Linked DNA regions of Homo sapiens: region 2 is linked to region 1. Evidence: read pairs that join two places in POLR2A ChIA-PET (ENCODE). Cell type or tissue: GM12878. All regions are shown on one strand. Each heading gives the region's core, and the rest is flanking DNA. Links, peaks and the distances in the headings are about the cores only.

Region 1 (16,657 bases), core at 3,113-11,112:
TTTTTTTTCTAGCCCCCTGTCTGCGTGTTGGAATGTTTAATCGTTTTAAGGGTCTGGGCAGTCCTGTCTTTGCTTACTGAATGATTGGGAAGGAAAATAGAGAAGTAATTCCAGTGGGTTATGTTCAACCATCCAGAGCAGAGATTGGCAAACTTTTTTTTTTTTTTCTGCAAAGGACCAGATAGTAAATATTTTATGCTTTGAGGGCCATATGGTCTCTGTCAAATTTCCCAACATTGCTGTTGTAGAGTGTAAGCAGCCATAGACAATTGGCAAACAAATGGATGTGACTGTCTTCCAGTCAAACTTTATTTAGTGAAACAGACAGCAGGCTAGAATTTGCCAACCTGTGCACTCAAACTATCTGTTGTGAGGACTCTTCCCCCCTTTTCCCTTAAAATTTGTAGATGGACATTTTTGTAAAATACAATAAAAGTGAATTATTGGATGAGTAAAAAATACATGGTTAAAATTTTTAGATTACAGACAACAAGTTACATTTCAATCTATAATTTAAATGGTCATACATAGGGAAAAAGAAAACAATTAGAAGAACCATAAATGTTGTTACTTGAAGATATCTTCTATTAATATAGAGAATCGCTGCTATAGTCATAACTTTTTTGTCATTCTGTAATACTAACTAAACACAAAGCCAAGCAAAATTGCAGCTCTCCATTTATTAAATGCCCATACTGTAAACAAACATTGTATATATGGATATTTAACAATTTTAATATGACATAGATTTGCTTTTTGCTATTAGTTTATCTAATCTAGGTTGGATTGACGACAGTACTACTCACAAGAGATAACGTATTTGTATACTACTCCTATATTTTGTTTTAACAACACTCAGTTTAGAGAAACCAGATTTAAAAATATGTTGCTGTGAACTGAAGACATTTAGATTTAAAAGAAATTTTAGCAAGCTCAGGATATTCATGTCTAACTTTTTTCCAAGGTGAAGCAAGTGATTTTTTTCAGAATTCATTTTCTATCTTTCATTAGTAGTCAATTCCAATAATTTATCCTGTGGAATTACAGTTAAATTTAAATTATCTCTCAATGAATAGGTTGTAGATCCACACATTTCTTTTGTATGAATCTTCTTTTGGTGGAAAAAATTTGAAAATGTTTTTATCAAATTTGTAAGGTTAGTGATAATTTTTCAACAAATATACCATACCTGATTATACCTACTTCATTGAAAATTATGGACCAAAAAAAAAAAAAAAAAAAAAGGCTGGGTGCAGTGGCTCACTCCTGTAATCCCAGCACTTTGGGAGGCTGAGGTGGGCAGATCACTTGAGGCCAGGAGTTTGAGACTAGTCTGGCCAACATGGTGAAACCCCATCTTACTAAAAATACAAAAATTAGCTAGGTGTGGTGGCGGGCATCTGTAATCCCAGCTACTTGGGAGGCTGAGGCAGGAGAATCACCTGAACCTAGGAGGCGGTGGTTGCAGTGAGCTGACACCACACCACTGCTCTCCAGTCTGGGCAACAGAGTGAGACTCCATCTCAAAAAGAAAAAAAGAGAAAATTATGGAATATGTCCTAAATATCTGTAGAAACTGATCTTTTCATGCTATTAGCATCTTTTTTTGCCCTTTGATCTTATTGGTCATTGAGAAATACTTGTATCCCTTTCTTACAAGTATGAAGATTATTAAAAATACCGAATATATAAGATGAATAAATCCAATTGTCCAATTCACACCTTTAAAACATTAGGACCAAACTTTTTTATCTTGCAGAAACACTAAGAATTTGTTTCATTGTTTATTTTCGACAGTGTTTCTCCTTGACAACCATGGAACTTCAGTATGTAGTAACAGTAGTGTACAATTAGTTTTCATATCCTCTCTCAGTGAAGAGAGTACTCTCTAATACACTGCATTAGCCTTTAAGTAATTCACAATTACACTATTAATTGTCACTAAACGTACTGTTTAGACAGGTGTCTTTTTTTAAAAAAAAAATTATACCAAGAGTTTCTCAATGATGGAAACAATGCATTGATTTACACTCTGGAGTAAACGGCTTAATCTGGATAACTGCTCCAGAATACTTTCTTGTCATTACAATTGCACCATCAGAATATACCGTTACACAAAATTTAAACTCAAATCATGTTTATTGACTTATAATTTTTCATAGATTTGTACAGTTTAGAAATCGTTATGTTTGGCAGTGAAGCAGAAAAATAATTCTTCCTTCACAGCACCATCATGTTCAGATCACATATATACCAAAGGAAATGCCATACTATCTTTGCATTTATTAAGTTTCAATTAAAAACATGTCACTAAATTTCTTTGTTCTGTGAATTGGTCTTCCATGTCATTAACCAGTTCCTGAATTCATCAGACTATGGTGTCATTGGAAATTGGTTCTTTATTGCAGATTCACTGAATATTTCCAAGCAAACATCTTTGGTGGAATTTTTCCCTGATGTCAGTGTGTGTGGGGTGTGTGTGTGTGTGTGTGTGTGTGTGTGTGTGTGTGTGTGTGTGTGTTTATATACCGTGTTAGCATCCTGAAGGTCTATTATATAAAAAGCCTGAAAACACTAATACTTATTTGAAATAGCAGACATTTGCTTCTGTTGGCTTTGCAATTCACTACTATTTATTTCAAATTTTTTTTGTTGTTTTGAATGTCTATATGGTTTTTGCATAAATACTACTTAGGTTTTGAGGGTTTTATTGTTGCATAGCCAGTACATCTCTGCAGATAACCCATAGTGGTTTTAAACTTTGCTGTCAGTCATACTTTTGTGTAAAATAGTATAAAGTCGTTGGTCTTTATTTCTTTGAAATTACTTTCATTGTTGTTTGGTTTACTACCTCTGCCTCATTCAGAGACATTTTATCTTTTTTTGCCAAGGAAAGCCCATTAAACTTTTTCTGTTTGTAAATTAGGTGTAAAAATACCTATTTACTTCCTTAATTTAGCTAAAAATATTAAATTATAAATTATAGGCTGATTAAAATTTAAATGACACAATGACAGATTATGAAAATATGCTTACATTTTCTCAGATTTAAATTTTTTATTTTTTTATTTTTTAGAGCTAGAGTCTTACTCTGTCACCCAATCTGAAGTGCAATAATGCAATCTTGGCTCACCGTAGCCTCAATCCCCTGGGTTCAACTGATTTTCCCTCCTCAGCATGCAACACCACTGGCAGCACCATGTGTGACACCACGTCCTGCTAATTTTTAAAGTTTGGTAGAGACAGGGTCTCACTTTGTTAGCCCAGACTAGTCTTGAACTCTTGGATTCAAGCGATCCTCCCACCTTGGCCTCCCAAAATGTTGGGATTACAGGCATGAGCCACTGTGCCCAGCAAGATTTTTAAAATATTTCCATTATAGATAACAAACTAACTGATGTCAAATTGCTTAAAACTTTCTAAATGCTTACTCTCAATTTCTGTACTTGCCTGTTATGTATCAGTAACAAACAGTTGGAGGACCTTTGTTCTAATCTAGAGACTAATAGAAGGCCATTGTAGCAAGAAGGGGTGTTCTGAGTCTTATATTATTTTTCTTAGAGTAGATATTCTCGGCCTTTGGTAAAACTTAATTATAGTTTTCATTTGCTGTATTTGAGATTCAGTGAGACGGTTTTTTCCTCATGTTAGTGAATGGAGACATAACGTTCAACCAATATAAAGGGACTTTAAGCAGGCAATTTGCAGATGTTCCCATTATCTCCCCATGTGGATATGGAAAGGCTTGTTTAAGGACAGCAGTCTTAGTTTATGTCTTATTTGTTCACCTGTTACTGAAAAACCATTGTGGGGGCCTGGGTTCCTATGTCTATTTTCTGATTACTCCAATGTTGTCCCACGAAAGGAACTATTTAAGAGCCTTATATATTCAGCAGCTATAGCTCAAATCCATTGTGATAAAGGTGACCCGTCCCATATATGTTTATAGTAATATTCTTTCTATATGGTTTATAAATGTACATATATGTCTGCATATGATATGTCTCTATATCAATCTAAATACGTCTTTTTCACTTATTTCTACATATTGTTGAATTGCTTAATGACTTTTTATGGAAACTTGGAGCTAGAAGTGGTGTGAAGGTCATATGGTCCAGCCCTCTTTTTAATATAGAGGCTGGCAAACTAGGGCTGTCTGGTCTGACACCTGTTTTTGTAAGTAAAGTTTTGTTAGACCACGGACATACCTATTTGTTTACATATTGTCTATGGCTGCTTTCTCACTACAATAGTATATTAGGGTAGTTGCCCTGGAGATCTTATGGCCTGCAGAGCCAAAAATATTTACTCTCTGGCCTTTTACAGAAAAGTTTACTGACTTCTTATATAGAGAGGCCTGGCAACTTCTACCTGAATTCATTCAGTGACAGTATTTCACTCTCTCTCAAAGCATTCAGCTTATAGTTAGTTTCTATTTATCTTGAGCAAAACTTTTTTAAGAAACCTTCCTTGTACACATGATAGACTTTTAGGAATTTGAAAACAATTTTTTTTTTATGGTCCTTTTGTGCTTTTAATAACCATAATATTGATTTCACAAAATTTTATCCTCTCCTTAAAAAGTTGGTAAGAACGTACCCTCTAAAAATGGTAGCCCTTTAAAATATGCCTTACATAGTATAAAAGAATTATCCAACTCTTCAGGTGTCTCTCTTTCCCCCTTTTTCTTTTTTTTTTTTTTTTTATTATACTCTAAGTTTTAGGGTACATGTGCACATTGTGCAGGTTAGTTACATATGTATACATGTGCCATGCTGGTGCGCTGCACCCACTAACGTGTCATCTAGCATTAGGTATATCTCCCAATGCTATCCCTCCCCCCTCCCCCGACCCCACCACAGTCCCCAGAGTGTGATAAAAACAATTTTTATACTTCTTATCTCTTTCTAGTAGTCTACATCCCATTCCCAGTCTTTCCAATCATAAAAATTTGTAGTTTATTTAGTTCACACTTGAACGTCCTATGAAACTGTTTTAAACCTTTTACCTATCTTGTTTCTTGTCATTATTCTTAAGCCATTGATACAGAAATCAGAACCAAATTTAATATTGTTGTGGGTATGAGACAGTTTCTGTCATGTTTTAATTTTTTCCTTAAAGTTTTACTATGTACTTCATATATACTGGGCACTCAACTGTGTTATTATTACTTTAAATATGTGCTAAGTGGCATTATTTTTTAAACAGTGATATCACATTAAAGGTTCTTAATGAGCTCAAACTCAAAAACCACTACGTCTTTTTACATATCTTGCTATTAAATCAGATCTTCACCATCCTACGCTGAACCCATGGCAGGACTTTTTACTCCTTTGAGATTCTATTGTATTAGGTTTATTCCACTGTGTCAGTATGTTGAGAAGTTTTAGCATCTTGATTCTGTTATTTAAATATTTACTGTTCTTCATAGCTCTTTGTCATGTGAGAATTTGATAGCAATGAGTTACTCGATCAACATCTTGCTATGTTTGTGTGGTCGTTATTGAATCCAAGTGAAATTGTTCTGGGAATTTTTCTTAGAGTTTATGGTAGATTGAATTATTGCTCAGCAAATATTCATTCCCCACCCTTTCTCTTGAGGTGAACTATACATACATCCCTGTCTTACTGATTTTAGACTTGGTCATACGGCTTGCTTGGACTAGTAGAATGGAGATGGAATTGACTGTAAAGCCATTTCTAAAATGAGGCTTTAAGAGGCATGGCAAGTTATTTCCAGCTTTTTCGTACTTCCGGCACTTACTGTAAGAAGAACTTGCCCCAGGTAACTACTTCAGATGGGGTCCCAGAATGAAAGATATGTGAAGGATACCTGAACTTGACCCTGCAACCTGAAGCAGAGATGCTCTAGCCAACCTGCAGATTCATGAGCAGAAGTTAGCATTTATTGTTTTAATCCATTTCCACTTTTTGAGTTGTTACAGAGTATTGATTCAGCAATAGCTGGTCCATACACAGCTAACCAAGCCATTCTGTTTTGCAGGAATTATCTCTGAAATGCCTAGTACCTGTAAATAACAAGCCAGTACTAGACTATCATGAACCTTGGCTTAAGGGAGATCAGAGGTAACTTTTGGGTCCCATATGTGTGTCGGTACATGGCATGAGCTGAGGGATGCCGCTGAAGAAAGGAACTACAGTTGGCTAAACAGGATATACAGAAATATCCTGCTGCTCTAGCTATGCCTCAAATGCTTTGGGTCAGATTTTTACTTTTTGCAGTTTGATATGCTAACATTGTCAAGTTTTTCTATTACTTTCTGTTCTGTTTTCTTGTTCCTCCTGTATTTTTTTTTTAACTTCCTGCCTTTTTAGAAATAACTCATGTTTTCACAGTATGTACTACTTAAAGAAACAATATAGAATAAGACCATTAGAGTTCTAATTATGGCTCCACCATTTGTTAACATAATCACTCTACATAAATTACTTAAGCCATTTCCCCCTCTGCATATTGGGATTAATAAATAACTCACAGTTGTTGCTAAGCTTAAATGAGATAACAAAGTCATTAGCTCACCATCATTTGTATATACAGTCATTAGCAAATATTTACTGAGTAAATTCTGAGGGATACAGTGCTTTGCACATTATAAAAAAGTCAATACATTTTATAGCATTTTGATAGTCCTAGACCTAGAAAGTACTTGTTGGGGTCACATTGATGCCAAATGAAAGGAAAAGAGAAGGGGGTTCTAATCCCATTTCTGAAAGAAAGAGCATAAATATTTGCCGTTAGAAATCATGGAACAGTTTTTAGATGTGTTTTATGTTATTTGATAGGTTAATACTTTATTTCAGGATTTCTTTTTGCATTATCCTTGGCAGTGGCTAGGTACTGTCAATGACCAGTATTTTTTGTTCTATCTGGGGATGTGAATCCAAAACAAAGGATAGAATTGCTTGTGCTCTGTTTTTCTCTCAGTTAATTTTTTCAAAATATAATCCCAAGTACAAATCATGCTTTTGAGTATTATAGGGGATCATATTTTTTTCTTATAACCTTGAATAAGATGCAGTAAAAACAGTGAAGCTGACCACTTTTCTTCCCTATCATTTAGGTATGTAGCTTCTACCAGATATTTTGACATCCTGTTTCATAAGAATCTTTTTCTTTAATTAAAAAAAAAATGGTAGTTTTAACAATTCAAATAATATGGGTGGTACATGAAATATTTGCCTTTTTTTTTCAAATTTACAGTCATGTTTGGTATAAATCTTTTCCTTTTATGTGTACTCATTTAATATGTAGTTTTTCCTTTATAAAAAAGTAGAATTATATTCACATTTATTCTGCATCTTGTCTTTTATATTTAATAGTATTTTTTATCATTGATAAAAATATCATTGATATTTTCCCAAAGTGAATACAGAAAGACCTCATTTTATTGACAGCATCATAGTTCGTATTGTGGATATAAATTATTTAACATCCACATATTTTGATCTACATCCTATTGATTTAAGTTGTTTAAAGCAATACTGTGACTGGGCATGGTAGCTTACGATTGTAATCTCAAGATTTTGGGAGGCAGAGGTAGGAGGATCGTTTTTGGCCAGGAGTTCAAGACCAGCCTGGGCAACATGGTGAAATCCCTGTCTTAATCAATCAATCAATAAACAAACAAATACACATACTACAATAAATGTACTTATTTATCTTGTTATACTTGTGCTTTTATTTTAGCAGTTCTGAAAATGGCTTCCTTGTAAGCGAAGTCTATCTATATTTAAAATTTTAATAGATATTAGTAGGTAAAAACATTTTTAAAAACTTGATTACTAATAAAAATTTAAAATGCTACACCAATTTATATTTCTACCAATAATTTATAGTAATGTGGTGCATCCTATCTTACCAGGAGTGGATGCTGCCAGTCATTAAATTTTTGCCATCCTGGGCCAAAAATGATATCTAATTTTGTTTCCTTTCTATGAAAATTGGTATTCAGACATATTCCAATGTTTGTAGCTATTTACAATGCATTCTTGCTGTATTGGCCATTCATATCTTTTTTATTATTAATTGTTTTCTTTTTAAAATCAGTTCATAAGGCTTTTCAAAAATTCTTACAGAGGCTGGGGATGGTGGCTTGCACCTGTAATCCCAGTGCTTTGGGAGGCCAAGGTGGGAGAATTGCTTGAGCACAGGAATTCGATTGTAGCCTGGGCAAGATGGCAAGACCCCTGTCTTTACAAAACATTAAAAAATCAGCATGGCATCATGGTGTGTGTCTTTAGTCCCAGCTACTTCAGAGGCTGAGGCCACAGTATCCCTTGAGTCCAGTAATTCGAAGTGGCAGTGAGCTATGATCCTGCCACTGCACTTCAGCCTAGGTGACAAAATGAGACCCTGTCTCTAAAAAAAAAAAAAAAAAAATTACTGAAATTATTGTAGAAATATAAGCAAGAGATGTTTTTTGCTTTCCTTCCATTTTTTTTTCTTTTATTATTATACTTTAAGTTTTAGGGTACATGTGCACATTGTGCAGGTTAGTTACATATGTATACATGTGCCATGCTGGTGGCTGCACCCACTAACTCATCATCTAGCATTAGGTATATCTCCCAATGCTATCCCTCCCCGCTCCCCCCACCCCACAACAGTCCCCAGAGTGTGATGTTCCCCTTCCTGTGTCCATGTGATCTCATTGTTCAGTTCCCACCTATGAGTGAGAATATGCGGTGTTTGGTTTTTTGTTCTTGCGATAGTTTACTGAGAATGATGATTTCCAATTTCATCCATGTCCCTACAAAGGACATGAACTCATCATTTTTTATGGCTGCATAGTATTCCATGGTGTATATGTGCCACATTTTCTTAATCCATTCTATCATTGTTGGACATCTGGGTTGGTTCCAAGTCTCTGCTATGGTGAATAGTGCCACAATAAACATACGTGTGCATGTGTCTTTATAGCAGCATGATTTATAGTCCTTTGGGTATATACCCAGTAATGGGATGGCTGGGTCAAATGGTATTTCTAGTTCTAGATCCCTGAGGAATCGCCACACTGACTTCCACAATGGTTGAACTAGTTTACAGTCCCACCAACAGTGTAAAAGTGTTCCTATTTCTCCACATCCTCTCCAGCACCTGTTGTTTCCTGACTTTTTAATGATCGCCATTCTAACTGGTGTGAGATGGTATCTCATTGTGGTTTTAATTTGCATTTCTCTGATGGCCAGTGATGATGAGCATTTTTTCATGTGTTTTTTGGCTGCATAAATGTCTTCTTTTGAGAAGTGTCTGTTCATGACCTTTGCCCACTTTTACCCCATTCTTTTTTTTTTTTTTTGAGATGGAGTCTTGCTCTGTCGCCCAGGCTGGAGTGCAGTGGAGCGATCTCGGCTCACTGCAACCTCCGCCTCCCAGGTTCAAGTGATTCTCTTGCCTCAGCCTGCTGAGTAACCAGGATTACAGGCACGTGTCACCACACCCGGCTAATTTTTTGTATTTTTAGTAGAGATGGGGTTTCACTGTGTTAGTCAGGATGGTCTCGATCTCCTGACCTCGTGATCCACCTGCCTCGGCCTCCCAAAGTACTGGGATTACAGGCGTGAGCCACTGTGCCCAGCCCCATCCTTAGTGTTAGATGATTTTTATATAACATGCTAGAATGTTAAATTATTGCATGTACTATGTGCACTGTTTTCTATATAGTATTTACCCAGCATTTGCCTAATTTTAATGTTGTATCTAGCACATGTATGCTTAATCTCTTAAGGACAGAGTTTGAATTCTATTATTGTAGATTAATAGAATTAAGATTTATGAGTGACTTTTTTAAGGGACTGGGGTCTCACTCTGTCACCCAGGCTGGAGTGCAATGGCATGATCATAGCTCGCTGCAGCCTCAAACTCCTGGGCACAAGTGATCTCACTTCAGCCTCCTGAGTAGCTAGGACTATAGGTGTGTGCCACCATGCCCATCTAATTTTTAAATTTTGTGTAGAGATAGAGGGCCTCACTGTGTTGCCCAGGCTGGTCTCAAACTCCTGGGCTCAAGCGATACTCCTACCTTGGCTTCCCAAAGCATTGGGATTACAGATATAAGACACCACACTCAGCCTCTGACTTTGGAAATATTCATAAGTTTTTTTTTAATTGAGGAATTCAGCGTTAATAAGTGAGGCAATAATCATAGAATTTTACAGTTCAGTTTAAGAGTAAAATGTATCTATTAAAATGGTCTCTTTGTTTGATTTATACAAAGGTGACATATAGTAGCAGGCCTTGGATGTATCAGTGGTAACAAATTTGGAATCCGTTGTAAATATAGGATCTCACTGGTAAATATACTGTGTTCATTTGGATAGGCTAATTGTTTAACCAACAACTCCCAAATCACTGAGGCTTATAAAAAGAAATTTATTTCTCACTCACCTAATAGTTTGTTGCCAAAATTGGTGAATGGCCTTCCAAGGGATGATGATTCAATGATCCAGGCTCCTTTAATCTTGAGGTTCCTAGATCCTTTAGTCCAGGCTCCTTTGATCTTGAGATTTCTAGATCCTTTAGGGCCTCAAGTCCTCAATGGATCCTCTACATCTAGCTAGCAGAGAGGAAGGAAAAAAAAGATGGTACGTGGAGGTTATGGTGGATCAGAACTGAATGTAACACATATCATATCTCTTAATATTTCCTTGGCCAAAACTCAGTCACATAGTCACATCTAATTTTAAAGGAGGCTGGAAAATTTCTTCTATGTATATGCCTTGGAAAAGAGGAGAATGGGGATACTGGTAAAGCAAGCTATCTCTGACATATATTTAATTTAAAAGTACCAAAATGGGTTTCTAAATCTGAATATATTTTATCTATACTGTGTACATTGGGTCAGTTTTTAAAGACAACAATAAAAGTTGTATGTAATTTAACTGATTAATTCCTTTAATTACACAAATAGTTGGTGGATCTGCTTACCAAAATGGAAAAGAACAATTAAGCAAATAGAAAATTTAAATTATACATTACTTGACAGGTTGCCCAGAAAAGTGGATAGGATGATAAATACTTGCTTATGGAAACTGATAATATTTATCTTCACTACTTGACCGAGCCTTTTAGTGATTTAATCTGTGATGAAGAGAAGTAAAAATTCCTTCATGATAAAATCTCTCAACAGACTGGGCATAGAAAGAACATACCTCAGCAAAATAAAGGCTATGTATGACAGACGCACAGCTAACATCATACTGAATAGGGAAAGGCTGAAAGCCTTTCCTTTAAGAAGTGGAGTAAGACAAGGATGCCCACTTTCACCACTCCTATTCAGCGTTGTGGCAGAAGTTCTAGCCAGAGCATCAGTCAAGAGAAAGAAATTCAAGGCATCTAAATAGGAAAAGAGAAAGTCAAATTGTCCTTCTTTGCAGATGACATGACCTCATATATAGAAAAGCCTAAAGATTCCAACAAAAAACTCTTTGAACTGAAAAATGAATTCAGTAGAATTGCAGGATACAAAATCACCATACAAAAATCAGTAGCATTTCTATATACCAATAATGAACTAGCAGAAAAAGAAATCAAGAAAGCCTCAAATTTATAATAGCTAGAAAAAAGTAAAATTCCTAGGAATAAATTTAACCAAGGAGATGAAAGACCTACAACAAAAAACCGCAAAACACTGATGAAAAAAATTAAAGAGAACACACAAAATGGAAAGGTATCTCATGCTTATGGACTGGAAGAATGAACATTGTTAACATGACCATTCTACCCAAAGCAATCAACAGATTCAATGCAGTCTCTATCAAGATACTAGTGACATTCTTCATAGAAATAGAAAAAACAATTCTAAAAATTGTATGGAACCGCAGAAGACCTCAATAGCCAAAGCAATCCTGAGCAAAAGGAACAAAGCTGGAATCGTCACAGTACCTGACTTCAAAATATTCTACAAAGCTATTGTAACCAAAACAGCATGGTATTGATATAAATACAGACACATAGAACAATGGGATGGATTAAGTAACCTAGAAATAAACTCACATATTTTACTGCCAACTGATTTTTGACAAAGGTGCCAATAACTTATATTGGGGAAAGGATACCATCTTTAATAAATGCTACTGGGAAAGCTGAATATCCATATGCGGAAGAATGACCCCTGTCTTTCACCAGAGTTTAAAAATAATCTCAGCCGGGTGCAGTGGCGCATGCCTGTAGTCCCAACACTGGGAGGCTGAGGTGGGTGGATCACCTGAAGTCAGGAGTTGAAGACCAGCCTGGCCAACACAGTGAAACCCTGTCTCTACTAAAAATAAAAAAATTAGCTGGGTGTGATGGTGGGCACCTGTAATCCCAGCTACTTGGGAGGTCAAGGCAGGAGAATCACTTGAACCCAGGAAGCAGAGGTTGCAGTGAGCTGAGATCGCGCCACTGCACTCCAACCTGGGTGACGAGTGAGACTCTGTCTCAAAAACATAAATAAATAATAATAATCTCAAAGTGGATTAGACTTAAACCTAGGACCCAAAACTATAAAACTACTGACATAAAACATAGAGGAAATACTCCAGGACATTGGCCTAGGCAAAAATTTTATGGCTAAAACCTCACAAACCAAACACAAAACTGTGAACAAACCAAAACACAAAATTGAAAAATAGGACTATATTAAATTAAAAAGCTTCTGCACATCAAAGAAACAGTCAACATAGTGAAGAGACAACCTGTAGAATGGGAGAAGGTATTTGCAAGTATTCGTTTAATAAAGGACTAATATCCAGAATATATAAGAAACTCAACTCAGTAGCAAACAAACAAACAAAAAAACTCCATAAATTATCCCATTAACAAGTTGGGAAAGGATATGAATAGACATTTCTCAAAAAAAGACATATACATGGCCAGTAGGTATATGAAAAAATGCTCAGCATCACTAATCATCAGGGAAATGAAAATCAAAACCACAATGAGATATCATCTTACCTCAGTCAGAATGGTGATTATTAAAAAGAACAACAACAAAAAACTGTTGGCAAGGATGCAGATAAAAGGTAACTCTTATACATTGTTGGTAGGAATGTAAATTAGTATAGCTACTATGGAAAACAGTATGGAAGTTTCTCAAAAAACTAAAAATAGAACTACCGTATGATCCAGCAATCTCATTACTGGATATTTATCCAAAGAAAGGAAATCAGTATATCGAAGGGATATCTGCACCCCCAAGTTTGTTGCAGCACTATTCATAGTAGCCAAGTTATGGAATCAACCTACGTGTCCATCAACAGATGAATGGATAAAGAAAATATGGTTTATATACACAATGGAATACTATTTAGCCATAAAAAAGAATGAAATTCTGTCATTTATAGCAACATGGATGGAACTGGAGGTCATTATGTTAAGCGAAATAAGCCAGGCACAGAAAGACAAATATCACATGTTCTCACTCACTGATATGTGGGAGCTAAAAAAGTTGCTGTCATGGAGATTGAGAGTAGAATGATAGTTACCAAAGAGGGGGGGGAGCAGTTTGTGGGAAGGTTGAAGGGAAGATTGGTTAATGGGTACAAATATACAGTTAAATAGAAGGAATACGTTTTAGTATTTTATAGCACAGTCGGATTAGTGTAATCAACAACAATATGTCTTTCAAAATAATTAGAATACATGATTTGAAATATTTCCAACATGAAGAAATGATAAATGTTTGAGATGATAAATATCCTAAATACCTTGATTTGATCATTACATATTGAATATGTGTATCAAAATATCATGTGTGCCCCTTAAATGTGTACAATTATTATGTAACAAAAAATTGTAAAACCGAAAGTTTGTTCATTTCTTTATATATCTTATTGACAAGGGAAGGTATCACCAACAGAATGGACTTGATATTGATAAGAGGTAGATCTGCTCAACAAGACTTGGGAAGGAGGATGGAATAAACTGTATGGTGTTTGAGAAATATACACCAGACACATACAAATGTGTATCTGTGTGTATGTGTTTATACATCTCACATGTATTGTAATAGTGCCCTTAATGAAAACACTCTGCCTCTGGCAAAAAACAAAAAACAAAACACCCCTCTTTTTGTTTTTCCACATGACTGCGAAACAATTACAGCTTCTAGTAGGAGGGCTTCTCCTGTTCCTGGGAAAAGAGCTGGGTTGGTTGGCATTTGCATAATCGTCTTTGGGGCCATTGTGGGTGGGTTTGGGCTGCTGACACAGAGCTGCAGACTGGCCACCTGTCCAAAACAAATGAACTCAGCCTTTGTGTAACATTATCTGGTTATCCACAGTGTTATTTCTGAGTAATGGATAATTTGGTTAAAATAATATGAAACTATTATTTAGGAAACATTGTGTTCAACGTAAGTCCTCCATTTTGCTGGGAGAAAAATTTTCTTCTTTTTCCACTGGCACAACTATGTATTTCCATATCATCTTTGGTATAGTTTTATAACTGCTTTTGTGATATCCTCATGAATATTAATTAGGGATATGAAAATTTAAAAAGAAACTTCAAAATGATTTGCATTCGTTATTCTATAAATTATAAATTAATTGTTGTCTTTTTCTAGCAGTCTGTTTTACTTATGTGGAATAATTAAACACTTAAAGTCATCAAAAAAGAAGACACATCTAAGATCTTGATGTAAGAACAAGTCCTGCATCATTCGTTATCCTTGATAATGAATCCAGTGACTCACCTGTGAATTTAGGAAGTTTTTGTCCTAATAATGCATATATTGCTGTGTTGAGTAATTTTATTAATCAGCTACATTTAACCTATAATGAATACATACTTACACATTTTTAAAATTCACCTGTGACAAACTTACATGTGACATATTAATATTTCTTTTCTTTCTTTCTTTTTTTTTTTGGAGACGGAGTCTCTCTCTGTTGCCCAGGCTGGAATGCATTGGCATGTCTCGGCTCACTGCTACCTCCATCTCCCGGGTTCAAGCGAGTCTCTCACCTCTGCCTCTGGAGTAGCTAGGACTACAGGCACGCCCCACCATGCCCAGCTAATTTTCGTATTTTTAGTAGAGATGGGATTTCACCATTTTGTCTAGGCTGGTCTCCAACTCCTGACCTCAAGTGATCCGCCCACCTCTGCTTCCCAAAGTGCTGGGCTTACAGGTGTGAGCACTGCACCCTGCAGAAAGTTAGGTTCTGTTATGGAGGTAGGTTTATGAGGAATCCTAAAGGAATTGCTTACTCCCAGTGAGACAGTCTTGAACTAGACTCTTAGGAATAGATAGGATTTGGAATACACGGATATTCCAGTTTGAAACTGGTTGCAGATAAAAATAAACAGTGATTCTGCAATTATTATGGAGACTTAAGTAATATTAGAAAGAAGTAAGGAGATACACTTGGAAGATACTAAGTTGATACAACTTGATAGAAGATTATGAATACTAGGCTGGGGGTCATTACAGAAGTCAAGCCAAAAAAATGTACTGGAAAAAGAACACTAAAGTGGGAGGCATGTCATAATTTATATGGATATTGGCCTTATTACTTGGTGACAGATCTTTTTTTTCAACTTTTATTTTAGAATCAGGGGAATACATGTACAGGTTTGTTACAAAAATATATTGCATGATGCCGAGGTTTGGAGTATGAATGAATCTATCACCCAGGTAGTGAGCATGCCTAATTATTTTTTCAACCCTTGCCCCTGCCTCACTCCCTGCTCTTGGATTCCCTAGTGTTTATTATTCCCATGTTTATGTCCATTTGTATTCAATGTTTAGCTCCCACTTAGATATGAGAACATGTGGTATTTGGTTTTCTGTTTCTGTGTTAGTTTGCTTAGGATAATCGTTGCCAGCTACATTCATGTTGCTACAAAGGACAAGATTTCATTCTTTTCATGGCTGCATAGTATCCACGCTGTATATGTACCACAGGTGCCCATCAGTGGTGAGTGATCTTGAGTCACTGCCCATTTTTCTTGATCTGAGAGGATTCGACTGGATAAATTATAAGGTCCCTTTAAGAATCAATCAGTCATCAGAATTTCTTTTCCTTTTTTTTTTTTTTTCTTAAAGAGACAGGGTCTTACTCTGTCACCCAGGCTGGAGTGCAGTGGCACAATCATAGCTCACTGCAGCTTCAAACTCCTGGGCTCAAGCGATCTTCCCATTTCAGCCTCCTGAGTAGTTGAGACTAGAGGCATGCACTACCACGCCCAGTTAATTTTTAAATTTTTTAATAGAGACAGATCTCCTTGTTGCCTAGGCTTGGCTTGAACTCCTGGCCTCAAGCAATCTTCCCACCTCGTCATAAGAATTTTTTAGTGATAGATGGTTTTGTTTTTAATATTTCAGCTGGAAAACTATTTTAGCATCTAGCAGAAGACTTGTTTGTGGAAAAAGCTTGACTTGGTGAATCTTTTCATCAGAGTAATCCCTATGTTTCACATATTTCATATAAAAATAAAATAAGTTTCCCACTCTTTAGTGTGAAATTGGTGAGGGATTGGATATAAAAGGTTATGCTCTGGATATCCCAGAGAACTGCCTTCTTCTTTTCCTAAAGTTGTCCACTATGTTTGAGGTTCTGCTCTATGCATAACAAGTGTGATTGCTTTTGGAGGGTTACAAGGTAATGAGGACTCCTATATTCAGAATGTAAAACCCATTTGACAAAGTAAGAT
Region 2 (16,657 bases), core at 5,708-13,707, 110 kb before region 1:
CACACCTATAATCCCATAATCCCAGCACTTTGGGAGACTGAGGCAGGTGGATCATTTGAGGTCAGGAGTTCGAGACCAGCCTGGCCAACATGGTGAAACCCCGTCCCTACTAAAAATACAAAAAATAGCTGGGCATGGTGGCACACGCCTGTAATCCCAGATACTTGGGAGGCTGAAGCACCAGGATGGCTAGAACCCCAGAGGCAGAGGTTGCAGTGAGCCAAGATTGCACCATTGCACTCCAGCCTGGGTGACAGAGTGAGACTCTGTCTCAAAAAAAAAAACAAAAAAAAACAAAAAACCCTTGGGCAGGATCCTAAAATGCAGCCTAGGTGTGTGCCTCCATTTATACCCCTCGCCAAAGAGCAAGACTCAACATTTCTCTTAGAATTGCCCCAAAGTAAATCTTTACCTCAAGGCCTTAGTGAGGAATGGTTATTGTATTGTAGATTCCTGTCTAGAGATGGAGTAGTGTTTTACATCAAACAGTCCACAGCAACTCTCTCTCCTCTCAAGCAACCCCAGGCTCCTCTCCTCACCAGTGAACCCCACCTCCACCTTTCCTGCCCTCTCCCCACACTACTTTTTTTATAGCACAATTAGCTCTGGGGTTCTCTTCCTTACCCGTGATATATAAGGCTGTGATCTAGCATAGGAAAGGCCATCACCCTGACCCTGAACAAGACTTCGTTCTCAGCAAACCAAAAACCTGCAACCTACCTAGGTATATTTTCCTTAGAAGGCATGGAGGAAATTGTAAATTTTCTTGTGATTATGGTAGTATCATTATATAATTTCAGATCTGAATTTTTGTTATATATGAGAAAAATGACTTGATTTTTAAATCATTGTACATTACATAGATGTCAAATTACAATATAAAATGATTTTTATATTGTAAAAATTATAAAATATACAACATAAAAATTATAAATATACAATATAAAATATATAATTTTATATTGTAAAATTTTGTATATTGTATGTATTTATAATTATAATATCAAATAATTTTTTAAATTATGTACCCAGAAGGAAAAATATTAATTTGAAGTCATATTTTTTCCAGCTTTACTGAGGTATAATTGAGAAATAAAATGTATATATAATCAAGGTGTACAATGTGATATTTTTACATAGGTATACATTGTGAAATGCTTACCACAATCAAGCTAATTAACATATTCATCACTTTACAGAATTACCTACATTTTCTGAAACATATTTTTTTCCTGTCGTGTGTTATAATTCTTCAGAACCAAATATATACCACACTGCTAAATCACCCCTTAACTGGAGATCAGTTTATGCAAATTACCCAGAGTCCTTTTAACACATTATTTTTCTGCTTAAATTGGTCATTTTTTGCTGTCACTTGCTCCCACAACCCTACAGATGCAGTGGATCCCTCCTGTCCCTTGCCCTAGCTCAGCTTCTGCTTTCTCATAGCCTGCACTGACTCAGGCAGCTACCCACTCCCTCTTTTCTGAGTCTTCCTGCCTCATCTCCTGTTTCCAACAGCTTAGCTTCCTCCTCAGATCTCAGGTTCAAATTCCTCAGAGGAATGAATGGCTGGCCCAACTTAATCCCTGTCTTCCAGTTTGGGCCCCAAGCTTTTTGGGTTGAACCAGCTCTGAAATCTCCAGCAAGTCCATAGCTTAGCTGCTCTGAGGCGTTCAGCTGTAGATAAGGGAGGTGGAGGGTTGTGGAACAGGGTGAGGGGAGAGCCCTTGAGCAAAATGGCTGTCATGACAAACACTCTGGAGCTTAGTCCATTCAGAACTGGGGGTGACTGTCCCCTTGCCACATTACACTTAGAATGTGGGCTCCCATTCCAAATCCCAAACCAGGAGAAAGCCCTGGATTGAGTGGTACCTTCCTGACCAGAGAAGAGAGACTGGAACAACAAGGGAACATCACTCACAGGGACAGGGGAGGGAGAGAAGGGGCCACAGAGGACATAATCTCCACCTTTGCCTGCAGACAAGGTCTCCAAGCACAGAAGCTGAGCTATTCCGGGTGGCCTGGAAGGAAGTATCAGAACCAGGTATGGATGTTACAAGGAGGGCAGACTCCATTTCAGCTTTTAAAATATTTTTCTCACAGTCAGAGCTGCTCCATAACAGACCAGGCAACCTTTGAAGGTAATGAGCTGTGTATTTTGGCAAGGTTGTAATGGACAGAATTCCTATAAGGTTGCAGTGGGTTGAACTTTGAGGTCTTTGAGGTCTCTTGCAGCCCTGAGCTTTGCTATTTGGAATACTTAGTTGAATAAATGAAGAGTGAATAGCTACTTATTATTTGCTGGTTGAATGAAGGTTGATTTGTTAGAGAAAGTGAATGAATGAATGAAATTAGTAGTCCTAATAAATACAGAATGCTTGACTGAATGAAGACTGGTTCATTCATTGATTAGTTGAATGAAGGTTGATTGGTTGGTTGCAAGAAAGAATTCATAAATGTAGGTCATAGATGAGCAGGCTGCTTAAATGAAGGTTTGGTGGCTGATAGGATTCAGTTCCTTGGCACTTGCTATCTTCTCTTATCTTGCCCTTTATCCTGCTTTTCTTTCTTTTCCTTCCAAGTGTAGTCAAGAACTGTTTTCATTTGTGTGCTGGGTGTGCAAAACATTGCAGACTAAAGACTCCTTTTGCATAAACAAGATTGGTTGCCCAGGCACATGCTTATGGTGACTGGTCTAACCTGCTTCTGAACTAATGGGTGATCTGAATTTAGCATCTTGGCCTAGGGAGTGGAACTGAAGGTCACAACTGGAGCTGGGCCTCACGTAGGCTCCCTCATGTGTAGGCAGAAAATGCTGTCTTCTCTGTGGGTGAGCAAAGGTTGCCTATTTGCAAGAAACTATATCCCAAACATTCTTTCAAAGTGCCTAAAATTCCACCAGTAGAATTACACCTTCTTTGCACAACAGAGCTGAAAGGCTGTTGAAGCAGCACATTCCAGCAACCTTTTGCTCAGATTGTTGTGCCTTTGGAGTAACTGTGATCCTTGGTGAAATGTGAATGGAGTCAGGGAAGGGATGCATGTGAAGCCCTTAGTGGCTGGATTAACCAACTGTTGTCACCAGCTCCTTCGGTCAATTTGGTCTATTAGCTGAGCTCAGTGCTCCTAATGGGGAACAGAGGAACCTGGACCCAGGCTGGATAAGCTTTGTAGGGACAGTGAACAGGAAATAGCCTGAGTACTTGAGTACTATCATGGGCTGTAGACATAGGCAAGGGGCCATGGTGGAATCCTGAAGATGAGGAGCGGCTCTTGAAGGGGACCCACGAAGGAAACCTAAGTAAGGAAAGAGGCCCAGAGACTTTCCCTCCCATTCCCCAGGGTTGTCTTGAGCTGGCTTGGGTGCAAAAAGGAATAATATACTTTCCTGGTCCCCCTCATCCTGCCCCACCTCTGGAACTAGAGAACCAAATAACTTGAGAACTGCATGTAACTTGTGTGGTCCCTCCACCAGCTTAAGGTAAAAACTATGGCCAAATTTTTTCCCCATTAATTGCTTGAGCTCCACAAGATTTTATCAGCAGGAAGTTCAATCTGGCCCTCTGGAGGCCTTCCCCCATGTCACAGGAGTGCTCAAAACCCACAGGGACTACACTAGCTCCTTTCCAACAAAGGCACTCTTGAGTCCCAGTCTTGCTCCATCTTACTGTTCAGAGTCCCAGCAGCTGTGAACACATGACCCCCAAATCCAAGCTTTCATTCACACTCCTGAGCTCCAGCAAGTTTCACCAGGAGGAAGGTCCAGAGGGGCTTCTAGGTCCTCAGCCCCAGAGTTAAGCCTGGCCACCAGTCCAAGGCTCCTTCCTACACCACTGGGGGCTCAGGGGTTCTTTCCTTCCAACAAGTGGGGCTCACTGGGGATGGTCATCTTAGCAGCCAGATAACTTTGAACCTCACAAGGAAAGTGACTGGACCTTCTTCCATTTGTGCCCTGGGGCTCCTTTGTCAACGTCTCACTCCTCCCAAATATGTTGCCTTTTTCTTCAGCTCTGCATCCCATTTGATGTTAGGAGAGGCAGCCTTTGTTGGGCCACAAAAGGTCCTGTTTTGTCTCCCAGGTGCTACTTACATCTGATAAACTCAAGTGGTGGACAGAACAGAGAGGGCCTCCTCCAAGGTGACTTGCTAAGTCCTCCCCTAACGACGAAATAGAGAAGCTTCCTGCCCCTGTTACACATGGCCTCCTCCCGGTAAGTATCCCAGAAAGGAAGTGACTTCAGTGACCATTAGTCAGGGACTTTTATACTATGCCACTGGGTTCCTCAGAAAAGACCTCTGTGTGGGGCAAGTCAGGGAGAGGGAGACCAAGAGAAAGTGCCCTCTACACACGAGCACCCCCTCAATACACATACACGCATGCACGCACACGCACGTGCATAGTTATCAGCCCCATGCGACCTTACCTGCCCTTCTTGCCTCCAGTTAACCACTATCAACTCCTCACCAAAGCCTTCATGCAGTCTTTGGGTAACTTTTCCTCTGATTAAAGAACCCTGCAGCTAAAATACGGTTTTTGTTTTGTTTTGTTTTGCTTTGTTTTTTATTTAGAGACAGGGTCTTGCTCTGTCATCCAGGCTGGAGTGTAGTGGTGTAATCATAGCTTACTACAGCTTTGAACTTCTGGGCTCAAGTGATCCTCAGCCTCCCAAGAAGCTGGAACTACAAATGTGCACCACTGTGCCTGGCTAATTTTTTCTTAAATTATTTTGTTGTTGTTGTTGTATAGACAGGAGTCTGCTTAGGCTGGTCTCGAACTCCTGAGCTAAAGCAATCCTCTGCCTTGGACTCCCAAAGCATTGGGATTACAGGCACGAACCACTGCACCTGGTCAAATATGTTTTTTGAAAAAAAATCTCCAGGCCAACCACAATGAGATACCACTTCACACCCATTATGATGGATATAACTTTTTGTTAAAAGGAAAATTACAAGTGTTTGCAAGGATGTAGGAAAATTGGAACCCTAGTGCACTGCTCATAGAAATGTAAAATGGTGTAACCACTGTGGAAAACAGTTTGTTGGTTCCTTTAGAAGTGAAACATTGAGCTACCAAGTTGATCCAGCAATTTCCCTTCTAGGTCTATATCCCCCAAAATGGAAAGCAGAGACTTAAGCAGATACTTATATACCAATGTTCACAGCAGGATTATTCTCAATAGCCAAAAAGTGGAAATAACCCAATTGTCCATCAACAGATGAATGGCTAAACAAAATGTATACCCATAAGGTGAAATATTATTCAACTTTTAAAAAGGAATGCAGTACTGACACATGTACAACATGGATGAATCCTGAAAACATTATGAAAGAAGCCAGATACACACAAAAAACAAGTATTGTATGATCCCACTTATATGAGGTACCTAGAAAAGGCAAATTCATAGACCAAAAGCAGAATAAGAGGATTATCAGGGGTAGGAGGAAGGGGAATGGGGAGTTAATGTTTAATAATTACAGAGTTTCTGTTTGGGATGATGAAAAGCTTTGGAAATGGGCTGGGCGCAGTGGCTTACACCTGTAATCCCACCACTTTGGGAGGCTGAGGAGGGCAGATCACCTGAAGTCAGGAGTTCAAGACCAGCTTGACCAACATGGTGAAACCCATCTCTACAAAAATACAAAAAAATTAGAGGGGCATGATGGCGGGTGCCTGTAATTCCAGCTACTCAGGAGGCTGAGGCAGAAGAATTGCTTGAACCTGGGAGGCGGAGGTTGCAGTGAGCCATCATGCCATTGCACTCCAGCCTGTGCAACTGAGCAAGACTCCGTCTCAAAAAAAAAAGCTTTGGAAATGGATAGTGGAGCACAACATTGTGTATGTACTTAATGACACTGCATTGTACATCATTGTACATCTAAAATAGTTAAAATTGTAATTTTTATATTCCGCGTATATTTTTATCACATACACACAATGCCCATGCCACCTTTCTCTGCCTCAAGCAGAGGCAAAGCTTTCCATGGAGCTTTCTCCCTCCTTGGCCGAGCAGTTAGATGGGACGAGAGACACGGGAGCACCCAGCCAGCACCTGCACACAGGAGCAGTCTCTTCCACTTCATCTGCCTACAGACTGTCCTGACCAGACGAGCCCTTAGTGTTTACAGAGTCCACCTCTTCATCGTACAGACGGGAGTGTGATATGCCCAAAGTCATATACTTTGGTGACTCACTGCCCCATGCTCTCTCTCTCCTGGGCTGGTATGCTGGGAACAGACAACTTTGGGGCTAGGCAGGGTTTCTCTGGGAGGTGATGACATATGACCTCTGGCCTCTGAAGGCTCCTCAACTGGGCTAGGGTGGGGACCAGGATACTGAGAGCTAGGATGGTCTCACACCCAGATGAAGACATAGCCACCTCCACCTAGATGTGATGGGGACACCCCACCTACTCCCCAAGCATTTCCTTAGTCCCATTCCTCCCTCCCATCCTGCCCTGTCCTCCCATGTGACATCACTCCTCTGGCCTGTGTCCCCACAAGACTCCGTAGGGTAGAGAACGACAAGATAGGACAAACTGATAGGCCTGGATGTAGGGTGCCCAGATTAGTTTATCTGTTCAGCAAACTGTCCTTTGCAGGAAAAGCCTGCCCCCGGTGCTGCTGAGCATCGACTTGGAGGGCAGGCATGTCTGAGCCCTGAGGTCAGGAGAAAACTTCCTACTACTCCAGGTGCTTTTCCAGGTCTAGAATTTCTTGGCCAAGGGACAGAGCTTCAAATCATTTCCCAGCAAAGCGAGAAAGATGTCATGTCCACAATGTCTGAATTAACAAAGGCAGCTGGGAGCCAGGAGGGAGAGATCAACAGAAAACAGTTAAGATGGATCAGTGCAGGGACAGAGGATAGTACAGATGGCAGGTTGGATAAAGGTCCTGAGCCTGCCTGGAATGGGGGATCTGGGAGAGCTTCCTGACAGAGGGAACTCCTAATCTGAATTCTAGGTAATCTATAGGAGTTAGGCAGGCCCAAAGGATGGGAGCTGAGGAAGGTCTAGTCAGTGGGGTTGTTCTGGCATTGACTGGGGGCCCTGTTCCCTGAGACCCCAGTGTGAGCTGGAATGGGGGAGGGGGTTATAGGAGAAGGTTGCTCTAGGTTCCTGGCAGCGCTATGGGGTAGGAGGGTGGATGGCTGACAGTGAATCTTAGAGGAGAATCCCACACAGGTGAGGGGTGGGTTCCCTGATCCCCCACTATCCTGGGAGGAGCCCTCCTGGCCTGGGGAGGTAGGTCTCAGCTGACAGCCTGGCTGGGTGTAAGTACTCTCTTTGGCCTGGTGGCTTTCTTCCTGATGACCTTCAATCCCACTCAGGCCACCCCCTTTACATCTGCCTGACACCCGCCCTCCTGGAGGCTCTACTTTTCAACCCAGGAGCCCCCGGCAGCACTGGGCCTCAGTGGGGATGGTGTGGGGGTGTGGGGTGGGCAGGGGTGGCTGTGAGAGGGCAGCTCAATCACAATTTGGAATCCTGGCATGTGAGAGCCCAAAGGGACCATAGGGATAGTCTAACTCAAACTTCCCATTTTACAAATGAATACACTGAGATCTAGAACAAGACACAGATAGGGAATTGTCTGTGGCTATTCAGTGAGTTAGAAGCAGAGACAAAATTAGAACCCAGGCCTCTGATCCCAACTGAGATCCTTCTTTCTCTACCCAGGATCTTACAGGAAGGAAATAAGCATTTTAGCTAGAGCAATGAGTCTCAAACTTGATTAAGTCAGCTTGAGACACTGCATTGATGTTAAATGTGGTTCCCTTAGATTCTTTGGAACTAGTCTGCTGATAAATCCGGATATGGACACTGACGCTTAGAGCAGCCTCTTTCATAAGATGCTGTGCATTCCAGTCAAGCCAGAATATTTTCATATGAATGTGTTTAGATTATCATTAAAGTGAACGTACAAAACTTAAAAAATTCAGGTAGCATATCTGCAGACATCCATGAATAAGGCTGGAAACTCATGAAACTGAAGAGCCCAGTTTGAGAAATCCTGGGCTGAAAGGCCAGTCAATCCTGGGGAGTGAGTGGGACAGATCGGGTTTAAGCTACAGTGTCAATTGTGATGGGGCCCAGTGTGGGGCTGGACTCCTGCCCTCTGCCCACTCCATGCCCTAGCCCTCTTCCTCTGATAGGCAGGCCTGGGAGCGTCCTTCCTGTGGTTTCAACCATCTGGGAATCTGCAGGTCGCGGATAGCTCAGAGCCGACCTGGGCTGGACCTGCCCCTCTGGACCTTGAGTCTTTATCTGTAATATGATAGTGTGGATTTGCCTGGAGGGATTGGAAGGGATAGGATGGGGAGAAGGAGACAGGGACAGAGCTGTCAGTGCAAACTGGGCATTTTTTTCTGGTAGTTGATAAGTCAGCAGCTGAAAAGATAATCTTACCTTGTATTCCACTTCTGAGATGTTATCTTTCAGAAATCACGCTAAAGGAAAAGGCATGGCTCTAGAAAGGACTGATAATCACAACTTAGTTATACCCAGAGCTGGTCCCCTAGCTGGGCAGCTTACATTTTTGTTCATAGATAATCAGCTGGCCCTTGTGGCAATCCTGGGAGATGGGGACCCTCTGAGCTCCCTCAGGCCCATACTTCTTCTTCTTCCAAAGTGATCTCAAGGTGTTATCACTGTCTGTGTTCCCATCTTCCCACCACCCCCCCCAACCCAACAGATCTGAGCCCCTCCAGGGTTGCCTCCTTTCTATTCTGTATCCTTAGGGCCCAGCAGCTCACCTGGACCACGGAAAGCACAGAAAGAACTGGCTGAATGAATCAAGAGATCAAGTGTTCTCCCTGAGGCCCTGTAACAGCTCTGCAGCTGACTGCCCAGAAGGAAGCAGAAGTGAGTGACAAGTTGGGGGAACCAGAGCTTGCACACCATAGGCCTGAACACTAGCCTCTGGGGAAAGGCAAGTCCAGCTGACCTTGGTGAAGTTAGGACCCGGGCCGAGGCCACCTCTTCTGGTTCACCCTCTGCTGGCCTCCCAGCTTCTTTGGCTCAGCAACACCCAGGATTCCAGGCATGTTTGCCTCTGGCCTTCTAAAAATACCCAGGCCACCCAGCACCTCCCAGATGTCTGAGCGCTGAGTCTGTGATTTCCCTGCCGGTAATGGGACAGCCCCGGGGTGGGCAGGCGGGGGTGGCTCGAGCAGCTCAAGCCACTTCCTCTGCCTCCCATCCCCTAGCCTACCAGAAGCTGGACCCAGCCCTGCCTCCCAATCCTTGCAAGGCAAAGGAGGGTAGAGGCTAGCAGACCTCAGAGATTGTTGACTCCAGTCTCTTCTTGGGACAGATGGGAGATCTGAAGTCTAAGGATTGCTCATGGCACTTGTGCCATTAAGGTCCTCCTCACCCCACTCCCCAGCACTGTGTTCATGCCTGCTGCTGTCTCACTTCCCACATGCTACTTGGAGTCTAGGTCTTGGAGCCCAACCTGACTTCCTCCATGCAGCTGAAAGCTCCTGACAGCAGTGAAGGGGAGGATCCCTGTGGTCTCCATGGTGCCTGGAAGAGTGTCCAATCCAGAGCACACCATCAGTAAACGTAGATTGGATTGAACAATGTAGTGGCAGCTGGGGCAATGGGTGGAGCACTGGGCTGGAGGACAAAGCCTCTGAATTCTATCTAGCCCAGGGTCAGCCACTGTGATACTATGCATCCTCATCAATTGCCCTGGACAAACCTGTTTCTCCTGGGCTGGATAGGATGGTGTCTAAGGACTGAGCCAGCTCTGCTGATATGAAGCTGCAAGCTGATGCCCTGCTGGATATTCCTGTCCCTTCTCTGCTCTACTGTATGTCTGGGAGAGATGGCACAACCTGTAGGTTCCATCAGCTCCAGGTTCTCAGCTTCTGCTCCTCCCTCCGTGCTTCTGAACATTCCACCTCTGGTCCTAGCCCCTGAGGCCCAGCTCTTCCAATAGTGCCACTTCCACCTCTGCTGCTGGGTACACAGGGGTGAATGCATACCTACCTCGCTCACTAATCATGTGACCTTGGGTAAGGCATTGCCCTTTTCTGGGCTTCAGTTTTATCATATCTAAAAGGGAATAATAAGGCCTACCTTAAAGGAGTGCTATGAGGATGTAGGAGATTCCATAGCTCAGATGTCAGGTTATATATCACCTCCTGCAGAAAGTCTCCCCTGTCCTCCCAAGGATGGCTCAGATAGCATTTGTTGCTGGCTCTTCAGTTCTGACCTTCCCATGTTCACACTATGTGGTCATTGGCTCTCTATGCATCCATCCCCCACCAAGCTGTGGGCTCCTCAAGGCCAGGAGTCTCCAGGACCCAGTACAGGACCTTTACAGATGAAGTGCCTGGGAACGTTTTTTGACAGACACAGTGGGTGAGTAAAGCCTGAGAGAAAGGCAAGGGGTTGTGCAGAAGTCTGGGAGTCTGAGTAAGAAGTGGCCTGACTGACAGGGCAAGTTCTGGTGGTATGAATATTGACAGCTGCTTGGAGCCCTTCCCCCATTTCCCTGCTTGGTAAATTCATCCTTCAAGATCCCAGGAGAGCATCTCCTTCCCTGAGAAACCTGATCACTCTCCCCTCTACCACATTACACACTCCACTGTAGGTGTTCTTTACACACCTGTCTCCCTTCTCAGATGTGAGTTCCCTGAAGGCAAGACCCTGTTGGATCTCACAGCACCAAGCACTAGATCTGGCATGAGTTAGTCAAGGTTTTGGAGCAGAAGAATGGATGGAGGAAATAATTTCTGAATCGAACTTGGAATTGAACTGCCTGAACTTTAATGCCCTTTCCAGCCTTAGGGATGATAATGAATTACCAAAGTGAGAAAAATGGAGGCGCAAGCTGTTGTCATCCTTCCAGAGGCACCCTCCAAGTGTGTGTGGGTGAAATGTGAGCTGGAGAGAGGATTGACAAAGAGCAGTGAAAACATATTCCTGGACCCCATTCTTTTTTTTTTTTTTTTTTTTTTTGAGATGGAATTTCCCTCTTGTCATCCAGGCTGAAGTGCAATAGCTCAATCTCGGCTCACTGCAACCTCCACCTCCCAGGTTCAAGCGATTCTCCTGCCTCAGCCTCCCGAGTAGCTGGGATTACAGACACACACCACCACGCCCAGCTATTTTTTGTATTTTTAGTAGAGATGGGGTTTCACCATGTTGGCCAGGCTGGTCTCGAACTCCTGACCTCAGGTGATCCACCTGCCTCGGCCTCCCAAAGTGCTGGGATTACAGGCATGAGCCACTGTGCCTGGCCTGAACCCCATTTTTATCTCTGGATTTTTCTCTCTGTTGAAGAATTGCTGCAGAAACCATATTCTAAGTATAAAAGGCCTTTAGATACCTAAGATGATCCCCAGAACCTTGATGTGAATCCATTTACTCATACTTTACATTCTCACTTTACACTTTGAGCATGAAGCCCATGGTGATCTGGTTGTAAAAGGTTTAAAGGTTAATTGGCAGCCAATGTTGGGGGTGAGAAGTTGCTGCTGCAGGCAGGCAGGTATTCACCAAGGCAGCAGAGAGAGGAGGCATCTGCCAGGCTGGTAGAAAGGAAATAGAAAAAGAAAACAGGCCGAGAGCGGAGGCTCAGGCCTGTAATCCCAGCACTATGGGAGGCCAAGGCGGGCGGATTGCTTGGTTGCAGTGAGCCAAGATCGTGCACTACACTACAGCCTGGGTGACAGGGCGAGACTCCATCTTAAAAAATCATAATAAATAAAATAAAAATACAAAAATTATCCAGGTGTGGTTGTGCATGCTGTCGTCCCAGCTACTCGGGGCGCTGAGGCAGGGGAATTGCTTGAACCTAGGAGGTGGAAGTTGCAGTAAGCTGAGGTCACACCCCTACACTCCAGGCTGGGTGACAGAGCGAGACTCCGTCAAAGAAAAGAAAAGAAAATAGAAGAGAAAAGAGAAGAAAGAAAATGGGCAAAAGCAACTAAAGGTACCACAGATCAAAACCTTTAAGATCAGCATTGGGTACACCATTGCATATCTGCTCTGGGCAAATCCCTTTCTGGGCCTCAGTCTCCCCATCCGTAAAATGAACAGGTTTTACCAAGGGCTCTGAGGGCTTATGATTCTCCAGGAGTTTCCTTATGTGAGGCCTTTCTGTCCCCAACCATACAGATCAGATGAGGTGTCATCAAAGTCAAGACTCCAATTTCTAGGGTTTGTGGGTTATCAGGCTTTCCTGCCACAAACTTTCCTGCCACGAACCTCCTGCTAGGCTCCTCAGGGGGAGTTCACTACTGTGGCTGTCTGGGCCGAGCCCCCAAGAAGAAACAAAACTCTCCAGGGTCTGGTGCAGAGGCTGTGGCCCAAGGTCTGCTTGCTGCCTAAGGAAGATATGAAAAGGAAGCCTGGCTCTGGGTGAAACGGAAGTGTCTGAGGTCTGACAGTTGCTCTCAGCATGGTCTCTGCAGCCAGGAGGGAAGTAAAACTGTCTGGGCATCTGGTAGTTTCTACCCTGAGAGTCCACAGGACAGTGACAAGTGGGGCCTGGTGCAGGCCTGTTCTCTGGTCCAGAGCCCTAGCTTAGGCCAGAGACAGTCTTTGGAGAGATGCTGGCCCAAAGATTTGGAGGGAGGGCAAAGGAGAATACTCTGAAGCTGGTTCATGACCTTAGGCAAATCTCTGTGCCTCTTTGGGTCCAGTTTCTCCATTTGCAAAAATGGAGTTTGGGCTAAATTTGCCTGTGCAATAAGGGTTTCTGGAATGGTGGGCACTGGGGATACAGAGACAATTTGGTTACAAGGAACCTGGATTGTTACCCTGCTGGCAAGGGACTCACAGCCTGGTAGGACATAGTTACAGAATCATTGGTTAATTGTGATTATCAATGCATGTATAGGTGCCGAAAAGCTGTGGACATAGAGCATTAATTCAGCATTCATCCAGAGATCCAGGGAAGGTTAAGCAACTTGCCCAAGGTCATATAGATATTAAGTGGTCCACCTGGGGCCAGAGTCTTGAAAGGAAGGGGAATTCAGAAGAGGACATGGCTAAATAGAAGTCTGGAAGACCAGTCTGCTTGTGCTTGCTGCTGTCATCAAGATCTGAACAAAGTTATGGAGACCCAGAGGAGGGGAGATTAATTCTGACTTAGGAGAAGGAGGAAGACTTCACAGAAGCAGAGGTTTTGAGCTGGGGTTTAAAGGGCAAATATGAGTTTATCAAGTACAGAAAGGGAGAAGGGTGTTAAAAGCTGAGGGAACAGCATATTCAGATGTGTGATGTTGCTAAAAAGAGCCTGATGAGTTGCTGGAAAAGTTGTCTGTGTGTGTTTGTGCGTGTGTATGTATGTGCGGTATGTTAGGAACAAAGAGTACCTAAAATGGGAGGACTGAGAGATGAGGTTTCATAGTCTGGCTGGAATCACACAGTGAAGGGCCTTGAATGTGTTTGGAGGGCAGTGGGCAGCCATAAAAGGGTCTTAAGCCACGGATGCATGGTCAAAATAGCCTATTAGCAGTCTTGCTCGGGCTGCTAGGAGGGCAGAGGACCAAAGTACAGGGCTGGGGCCAGGCAGAAACAACTGTAAAGAGGCAGTGGCAGAGGATTGAGGGTGTCAGGTGTCAGGCCTAGCCCCTGTCAAGAAATAGAAACTTTTCAAGAGACTACATAGGTGTGGAGGAAACAAGAATTGAAACCTGAGCCCAGCTGTGGCTGTGGTCTGGGCAGGTGCCGTAAGCAAGGGAAGTGAAAGGGTTGGGGTGACTTCCAGTTGAAGGAGGGGGATGGCTTGTGGGGGATGCTAGGGGCCTGTCCTCAGGCTGGAGACCTGTTCCAGGACGGGGCAGGGTAAGGGGCTATGCCTGACCAAGCCCCTGCCTCTTGTTCCTGCCCTCAGAGATCCCACTTCCTTCTGCTAGGCCTTAACTCTTTCTCCTGAGATATTCCTTCCCTACTCCCCACCCCTCCCAGTGTTCCATCCCACCCTTTCTAGCATCCCATGGTTCCTATCCAGGTCCTGTAGGCCCTCCAGCGAGGCTGCCCCGAGCAGCTCAAGTTCCTTGGCTTCTCCTACACCAACCTGCACTGCTCATGCTGCCTGAGCAGTGGTCTGACCATGTTTTGCCTTGAGGCCTGTTTTATTCTGTAGTGTTGGTTCACCAAACTAGTCACTGTTACTTCACTGTCACCTCACTGCAGCTGCAGGTGCCCCTGTCTCATTGGGCTCTGCCCACAAGAGCTCTTGATAAGTCAGAATCAGACCCTCATGTGCCCAGAGAAGCTAGCATTGAGTATGCCTGGCCCAAAGCATGAACTTGGGGAGGGGCTGTTCATGGGCTGCGCTGATGAGTTCTTTGTTCTGGGGCAAATCTTGACATGATTGTGTCTGTTTTTTTCATTTGTTCGTTTGTTTGTTTTTTTGAGACAGAGTCTTGCCTCATTGCCCAAGCTGGAGTGCAGGGGCACCATCACAGCTCACTGCAGCCTGGAGCTCCTGGGCTAAAATGATCCTCTCACCTTAGCCTTGTGAGTAGCTGGGGCCACAGGCATGTGCTGCCACGCTTGGCTAATTTTTTATTTTTTGTAGGGGTTATGAACCACGAGGGGTGAATTCCTTCCTGCTGGTCCCCAAATACCTGACCCTCCACCTGGATCTGCCCATTCAGATCAATCATCTCCAGGTGCAGGGTCAGGTATTTGGGGACCAGCAGGAAGCAATTCACCCCTAATGGTTCAGATGAAGAGACTTTAATGAGGGGACTACTGTACTGAGGTGTTGGCAGGGTAAGAGAACAAAAAAAAGGACGTTGAGGCACCCACCCAGAGGCTGGCAACAGTGGAAAAGTCTTACGGCCCAGCACTCAAAGGGGTCAGGAATCATGTCCAGACCGAAGTGGAAGCCAGTTGGCAAGAAGGCCTCATGAGGGAGCCCACAGAGGTCTGCCTCCCAGGGCACAGTGCAGGGTGTGGGTGTGGGTGCAAATGGAGACTAACGGTCTCCAGATATGGCTGAAAGATTCTCACCCAGATGGAATATCTGGAAGATGCCTCTGGCCTTGATGCAGTCACTTCTCTGTGATCGGTGCTGGTTTGGAGGTTTTTCCAGCTGTCCCAGAGAGAACAGGTGAAGCTTTACTTTCAGAGTAATTCCGGTACCATCTAGAAAGCATGTTCTGGTCTTGATAGTGACAGACTAGAGAGTGACAGAGGCATGTGGGCCTCAAGGGTACAGAATTATCCCAATATACAGAGTGACAGAGGCACGTGGGCCTCAAGGGTACCGAATTATCCCAACATATATAGTGACACAGGCCCAGAGAGAGTCAGAGCTGTGCCAAGGGTAAACAGGCCCAGGGCAGAACATAGTAGAACACGGTGGAGGGGAGATGCTGTGAGCTCATGTTGGAGAGGTACACAGCATCCAGATTATGGAGTTAAGGCCACACAGCTAGAGAGCAGCAGGGCCAAAGGTCCAACTGGTCAGTCTGAATTGGAACTTGACTCAAGCTCTTAACCAAGACCCTAAGCTGACCCTGTAGAGAAAAGAGAGAAGGGTGTTAAAAGCAGAGGGAATAGCATGTTCAGATGCATGAAGTTGCTAAAGAGCCTGATGAGTTGCTGGAAAAGTTGTGTGTGTGTTTGTGTGTGTGTACATATATGCTGTGTCTTTGGAACAAAGGGTACCTAAAATGGTAGGACTGAGAGATGAGGTTATGTAGGCTGGCTGGAGTCACACAGTGAAGGACCTTGAATGTCAGGTTAAAAAGCTTGGGCTAAATTTGGAGGGCAGTGGGCAGCCATAAAAGGGTCTTGAGCAGTGGGTGCATGGTCAAAATAGCCTATTAGCAGGCTTGCTTGGAAGCTGATGTGCCTGTTTGTTTGTTTGAGATGTGCAGCTTCTAAGTGCACATCTACTTGGAAGCTGAGTGCCCAGTGTGCAGACAGGAAAGGTACTGGAGTTAGTGTGACCAAGCCCAGGGTATCTTGTCTTTCAGACACACCCCATCTTCTCCTTATGGACCACTCACTCACAAACCTCCCCCGGTCACAGGCTCAGCACAGCAGGTGAGGTTATAGGCTGAATATGAGCAAAGGACAGGCCTGTGCAGGCCCTTGGGCACATCCTCCCTTAGGTTGCTGACTGGGCCTTGTATTCCATGACCTGGCTGCCCACACTTAATGTTCCACTACTGTTAAACCTCTGGGTCTACAGACCTTGAAATCCATCCATCTAGTGTGCCTGTTGGGTGCCACAAACAAGATCTCCTCCCAGAAGTCTACGGGGATGGGGACATTGATAGGATGAGTGAGATAGCCAATATTTGTGGAGTGTGATAAAACCATAAAGGACTACTGCTTTTTAAAATTGGGAGCAGAGCCAGGTGCGGTGGCTCACACCTGTAATCCCAGCACTTTGGGAGGTCAAGCTGGGCGAATTGCTTGAGCCCAGGCATTCGAGACCAGCCTGGGCAATGTGGCAAAACCTTGTCTCTACAAAAAACAACTACAACAAAATTAGCTAGGCATGGTGGCATATACCTGAAGTCCCAGTTACTCAGCAGGCTGCGGTGGGAGGACTGATTGAGCCCAGGGGGTCAAGGCTGCAAGCAAACTGTGATTGCACAACTGCACTCCAGCCTGGGTGAGAGAGCAAGACCCCATCTCAATCAAACAAACAGGAAAGTAAGACAGAAGGAAGG

Evidence for each region. Peaks named below come from ENCODE experiments on the same cell type or tissue, not always from the same donor. Only the 100,000 strongest peaks of a DNase experiment are listed, where the experiment ranks them.
Region 2: POLR2A ChIA-PET joins it to region 1 with 10 read pairs; 6 of 35 experiments call an interaction of 5 or more read pairs at or near these places.

What each region holds. Positions count from the first base shown.
Region 1 is chr11:73,037,733-73,054,389 of GRCh38, reverse strand. All of the region lies in intron 3 of FCHSD2 (FCH and double SH3 domains 2), which reads left to right. Among named protein-coding and RNA genes, the nearest start is that of FCHSD2, 96 kb to the left of the region's middle. In GM12878, for the core only: no CTCF peak of the experiment used is centred there; a DNase peak (open chromatin) is centred at 6,189; H3K4me3 peaks cover 1,711 bases; H3K27ac peaks cover 4,207 bases.
Region 2 is chr11:73,150,097-73,166,753 of GRCh38, reverse strand. It overlaps IUR1 (imatinib upregulated ABL suppressing lncRNA 1), which reads left to right. Exons shown (of 4, transcript XR_950294.3): 2 at 1,984-2,047; 3 at 4,083-4,214; 4 at 8,741-10,974. Among named protein-coding and RNA genes, the nearest start is that of FCHSD2, 16 kb to the right of the region's middle. RefSeq lists enhancers at 8,908-9,087, 9,238-9,377, 9,388-9,437, 9,928-10,017, 12,071-12,310 and 3 more. In GM12878, for the core only: no CTCF peak of the experiment used is centred there; DNase peaks (open chromatin) are centred at 8,866, 9,100, 12,393 and 13,623; H3K4me3 peaks cover 4,422 bases; H3K27ac peaks cover 6,989 bases.